Regions from separate parts of the Homo sapiens genome. Here region 1 is linked to region 2. Evidence: read pairs that join two places in POLR2A ChIA-PET (ENCODE). Cell type or tissue: Panc1. All regions are shown on one strand. Links, peaks and the distances in the headings refer to the core of each region. The heading gives the core; the rest is flanking DNA. Region 1 has its middle 9.5 kb from the start of NCCRP1. Region 2 overlaps SAMD4B (sterile alpha motif domain containing 4B).

The links. ChIA-PET counts read pairs that join two places held together with the same protein. Peaks named below come from ENCODE experiments on the same cell type or tissue, not always from the same donor. Only the 100,000 strongest peaks of a DNase experiment are listed, where the experiment ranks them.
Region 1: POLR2A ChIA-PET joins it to region 2 with 8 read pairs; 2 of 35 experiments call an interaction of 5 or more read pairs at or near these places.

The regions. Positions count from the first base shown.
Region 1 is chr19:39,186,045-39,188,946 of GRCh38, reverse strand. No RefSeq gene overlaps it. Among named protein-coding and RNA genes, the nearest start is that of NCCRP1, 9.5 kb to the left of the region's middle. In Panc1, for the core only: no CTCF peak of the experiment used is centred there; a DNase peak (open chromatin) is centred at 1,536.
Region 2 is chr19:39,381,516-39,384,417 of GRCh38, reverse strand. SAMD4B (sterile alpha motif domain containing 4B) reads right to left here. Exons shown (of 14, transcript NM_001384574.2): 13 at 1,127-1,210; 14 at 1-919. The coding sequence ends at 891. Among named protein-coding and RNA genes, the nearest start is that of PAF1, 8.1 kb to the left of the region's middle. In Panc1, for the core only: no CTCF peak of the experiment used is centred there; no DNase peak of the experiment used is centred there.

The sequences.
Region 1 (2,902 bases), core at 169-2,668, 200 kb after region 2:
TCAGACAGAATGGGGCAGCTCTTTGAGGGGGTTCTTGGGAAATCAAGTACTCCATGCATATATGTGAAGTACGAGGTATCCGCAGGGGTGATGCCAGGGGCAACTGGATGTACCGGCTGGAGTCTGAGAGAGGGGTCGGGGCTGAGATGAAAATCTGGGAAGCATCACCTTGTCGACAACCAGGGAACTAGATGAAATAATAAAAGCCGGCCAATGGCCGGGCATGGTGGCTCACACCTGTAATCCGGGCACTTTGGGAGGCTGAGGCAGGCGGATCACTTGAGGTCAGGAGTTCAAGACCAGCCTGGCCAACATGGCGAAACCCCGTTTCTACCAAAAATACAACAACTAGCGAGGCATGGTGGTGCATGCCTGTAATCCCAGCTACTCAGGAGGCTGAGGCAGGAGAATCGCTTGAGCCTGGGAGGCAGAGGTTGCAGTGAGCTGAGATAGTGCCACTGCACTCCAGCCTGGGTGACAGAGCAAGACTCCGTCTCAACAAAACAAAACAAAACAAAAAAACTGGCCTGGTGCAGTGCCTGTAATTATAGCACTTTGGGAGGCTGAGGTAGGAGGATGGCTTGAGCTCAGGAGTTTGAGACAAGCCTGGGCAACATAGCGAGACCCCTGTCTCTACCAAAAACAAACAAACAACAACAAAAAAAAACAGGCATGGTGGGAAGTGCCTCTGGTTCCACCTACTTCGGAGGCTGAGGTGGGAGGATCACTTGAGCCTGGGAAGTCGAGGCTGCAGTGAGCCAAGATCGTGCCGCTGCACTCCAGCCTGGGTGACAGAGACTGTCTCAACAAAACAAAACAAGTCACCTTGTCATACGGCACACACCCTTCTTGCTTTTTTCTGCCTAACAAGATGGTTTGGTGATTGTTCTCTACTGGTACAAAGAAAGAGAGCTGGGCCATCCCCAGGCCAGATAAATTCCCCTTCCCTGCTATTCTCTATCACACCCCATTCGTCCTTTCTTGCATTCAGCATGCTTTGTAAATACCTCTGTGCGTGTGGCTGTCACTGGATCACAGTCTCTCACCCTGCCCGAATGTCATCCTCACCAGGGCAGGGCCTTGGGCAGGTCTGTTTATTGTCTGTCCCCAGCCCAGGGCTGACCTGACGTTGCTCTGCTTGCTGGGCAGGGAGGGCAGGAAGGCCCGGCTGGGCGGCAGGAGGAAGAGGCTCTGACCCAGCCGAGGCACCGCTTCCAACTTGCCCAAGCCTAGCTCCCACTGCACCTGCTGCAAAACCTGTCACCCCCAGGAGTCAGCACGTCCTGGGGCCCAAGCCTGCTGGTAGAGGGGGAAGGGCAGGGGTCCTGGAGGGTGGGCACCTGGGGCTGGGGGAGCAGATCCTGGGCTCTCTATCAGGGCTGTGGAGGGTGGGAAAGTGCAGCCAGGTCGGGAGGGGGCAGGGGTAGTAGAAAGGTGGGCTGGGGTGGGTGCTGTCTGCCCCAGATACAAACCACAGAGGTTTGTGAGGTTGGAGGGGCAGTGAGCCCACTTCACCCTGCAGGGGGCGACAGAGAGGCAGGACTGAGGTTGGATAGAAGGAGGGAAGAGTGTGGACAGGGAGAGGCAGAGACAGCAACAAGATACACAAAGAGCCAGAAAACAGGAAGAGAGGGCCCCTGTAATCCCAACACTTTGGGAGGCCAAGACGGGAGGATCGCTTGAGCTCAAGAGTTCCAGAACAGCCTGGGCAACATGGTGAAACCCCATCTCTACAAAAAAGAAAAAAATTGGCCGGGCACGGTGGCTCACGCCTGTAATCCCAGGACTTCGGGAGGCCGAGGCGGGTGGATCACGAGGTCAGGAGATCGAGACCATCCTGGCTAACACGGTGAAACCCAGTCTCTCCTAAAAATACAAAAAAATTAGCTGGGCGTGGTGGCGGGCACCTGTAGCCCCAGCTACTTGGGAGGCTGAGGCAGGAGAATGGCGTGAACCCGGGAGGCAGAGCTTGCAGTGAGCCGAGATCACGCCACTGCACTCCAGCCTGGGCGACAGAGCGAGACTCCATCTCAAAAAAATAAATAAATAAAAAATAAAATAAAATAAAATAAAAAAATTAGCCAGGCGTGGTGGCACATACCTGTAATCCTAGCTACTTGAGAGGCTGAGGTGGGAGAATCACTTGAGCCCAGGAGGCGGAGGTTGCAGTGAGCTGAGATTGTGCCACTACACTCCAGGCTGGGCGACAGAGCGAGTGAGACCTTGTCTCAAAATAAAATAAAAAACAAAATAAAATAAAAAACACCAAACGACTCCAAGCCCCCTAAATGTCCAGTGACAGTGGCTGTTCCTATCATTCATGGTTCCTCTGTTCAATGGAATATTACACAGCCGCTAACAGGATCAAAATTGCTTTTTATGTACCAGCAGGGAACAACCACCAAGATACATTGTTAAGTAGGAAAAAGTAAGGGGCAGAGGGATGTGCCCGTTATGCCAACATTCAACATTTTTTTTATTTTTATTTTTTGAGACAGACTCTCTGTCGCCCAGGCTGGAGTGCAATGGCACAATCTCGGCTCACTGCAACTTCTGCCTCCCGGGTTCAAGTGATTCTCCGGCCTCAGCCTCCCAAGTAGCTGGGATTACAGGCGCAAGCCACCATGCCCGGCTAATTTTTGTACTTTTAGTAGAGACGGGGTTTTACCATGTTGGTCAGGCTGGTCTCGAACTCCTGACTCCAGGTGATCCACCCGCCTCAGCCTCCCAAAGTGCTGGGATTATAGGCATGAGCCACCGTGCCTGGCCCATTATGCTATCTGTATGAAGGAAAATACATGTCTGTATATGCATGTAAGTATTTCCTGGTACATGCAGACATATCTGGAAGGAAGCACAAGAAACTTGTATCAGTGGCTGCCTCTGGGGAGCAGAACTGAGA
Region 2 (2,902 bases), core at 156-2,655:
GGAAGGGGACGTTAAGGCAACAGACTTCCTGACCTCACTGGCTACCCTGGCTGCCCACCTCCAACCTCTTCATCCGGGTAGCCAGGGCTGGAGGAAAATGGGTTAGAGCTTGAGGGTCTGGAGGAGGGGGCTCTGCCCTCTCCCCTCATAAAGTTCAGGCTCTCCCTGCCACTGTCTTGGCTGAGAGAGACCTGGGGATTCTAAAAATGAGAGGAAATGATCAGAGAAAAACCGTTAAGAACTATATAAATATGTATCTTAAATAGGCCTAAGAAATTAATCATAGAGAACCTCTGGTGAACAGGGCCAGGGGAGGTGAGAGAGAGGAAGGTGGCTCCTGTCCTTGCAGAATGTGGGGAATGGTGAAGGGGAAGCAGGGAGAGGAGAGAGAGCTTCCTCTCCTTGCTCCCCTTCCTTCTCCCCAGCTCCTCTCAATAACATTCTGGAGGGCAGGTTCTCTGCCCTGCGCGTCACCCCAAATGTCAAATGTTTCTGAGCAGGCTCCACAAGGTAGTGGTCAGTTTGTCTCTGGGGAGTCTGCTCCCTTGGGGAGAGGCAGGTGGTCAGCGGTCTGGAGGAGGCAGGGGTGGGATGGGACCAGGTGGGGATGAGGAAGGAAAGGAGAGAGGCAGGCAGTCTGGCCAGTCCCTGCCCCCTTTATCCTGGCTGCCCCCAACTCCCCGGGCCTCAGCAGAGATCCCTCGACGGGCCTGGGAGTGAGCAAGGCATGTGCCAATGTTAAACAAAAGTTAAGAGGGTAAGAGAGTAGAAAAATATTAGAATATATAGCTGAGCCAGCCCACCCTCTCGCTGTCGCGGAGAAGCCCGTTGGGGGTTGGCCCCCGCCCGCCGCCCAGGGAGCCTATGGGTGCGCTGGGCTGTGGGTCCCGTCAGATGGTGGAGGTTTTGTCTGTCCCATCTGTGGTAAGAAAGGGAGGAAGGGAGGAAGATCAGGAGCTGGAGGGAGGCCCAAGAAAAGGCACTCAGGTAGCCTGTCATCCCAGTCAGGCCCTCCCTGGAGTCTGGCCTCCCCTGGGGACCCCTCAGGATGACTCTGAGTTGCTCAGTTCAGAGGCAGAGACGCTGGGTAGGTGGGAGCTGGGTCAGGGAAAGAGGAAATGCTCACCACCCAAGGCGTGTTCTGTCATGCTCAGACACAGAGACTCCAGAGTGGGATTGATCTCCAGGTCAGGCCCAGGAACCGGGCAGTCTGGGTGGGAGAGAGGAGAATGGGGGTGGTAAGGACCAACTGGACTCAGGTGAAGACAGCTGGGATGACAAAGGATGCTGGTATGGGAAGGGAGCAAGAGAGATGGAGGGGGAGAGGGAAGAACGGGAGGAGGTGGACAGGGAGAGAGGCGAGCGTGTCACACAACAGGCAGAGGAGACAATGGCAATGGCAGAGGCTTGGCAATACAGAAAAAGCCCGACTTGCAGAGAGTGGAATTGAAACTGAAGGAGCTCCTGGAGGCCACACACAGCCTGCTGTGACTACTCTGGACACAGACTGCATACTGTCTTGAGCACAGTCTGGGCATCTGCCCTGGACACTGGGCAGCCCCCAAGGCTCCCTGATTGAAGACCTGCTCTGTACTTGGTGCAAAAGCTAAATCAAAACCCTTCCTGTCCCCACTTGGACCTGCTCCTCTGGGCAGGATTCAATCCAGGCAGGCCAGGCAGGTGGGGGCAAAGTAGGACAACCACCATGGGACTTGTCCTCAAACCACACTTCTCAAAAGGGCCTCCTATTCGGGCATCTGGGAAACCACCCACCTCCCTGGGCAGACCTGACCTCCCTCACTACACTGCTTAAACCCTTCCCTGACTCCTCACTGCCATCAGGACAAAGTCCGAGCTGTTTACCTGGATTTAGACGACCCAGCTCCCATCTCCACCCTCATCTCTCATCACTGTTCCCTCTGAACCCTGAGCTCATGTCGTATCAGATCACCCAATTGTCTCTCCTTAAAAAAAAGAATTTTTTTTTTGAACTTGGGCAAGACCTGTCTCAGATTGCTGACTGATGAATAACATCAGCGTCCTTACACATACAGTTGGGAGGAGTCAATCAGTGCAGGAGAGCTGTCTGACAAAGCCTGGGACACAGCATGCTGGTAAAGAGAATGGTTCTTGTTCATTCCTGCGGTTCATCCACCTGCTTGTTTAACATCATTTACAGATGCCTACTGTGTGTCAAGCCCTGTGCTAGGATGAACATGATGGATGGGTTCCCACGGCCTCAACAGATGGCTGTCTACACAACCTCATCAAGTAAGACTCCTGACTGACTTGGCAGTTTATGACATGAATTCTGCAAATCCATGCTCTCTCTAGAGTCAGCCCATTCCAGACGAGCCTTATCTGTCTCTGCAGCCCCAGTGGCCAGCACCGTGTGGAGGAGTCAACCCCTCACTTGTTGAGCAGGGCAGGGACCTGCGGTTAGCAAGTCTCTAATCTTCCTTTTGCCCACTTGTCCCAACATCTTTTTGAGATGGGGTCTCACTGTCGCCCTGGCTGCAGTGCAGTGGCACAATCTCTGCTCACTACAGCCTTGACCTCCTGGGCTCAAGCGATCCTCCTGCCTCACCCTCCCGAGTAGCTGGGACTACGGGTGTGTGCCACCATGCCCAGATAATTTCTGTATTTTTTTGTACAGATGGGGTTTCGCCATGTTGTCCAGACTGGTCTCAAACCGATCTACTTGCCTCAGCTTCCCAAAAGTGCTGAAATTACAGGTGTGAGTTACTGTGCCCGCACTTGGCCCAACTTCTGCTCTCCCATCTCCAGGATGGTCTGTAAGCAGAGGTCAAAACAGCCCTCTCACTTCAAACACCTGTTCTAAGAGGTGAAGTCCACTGGTTCCTGTGTGGTCACCTGGCATCTGAAAGAATCCCAGTAGGCT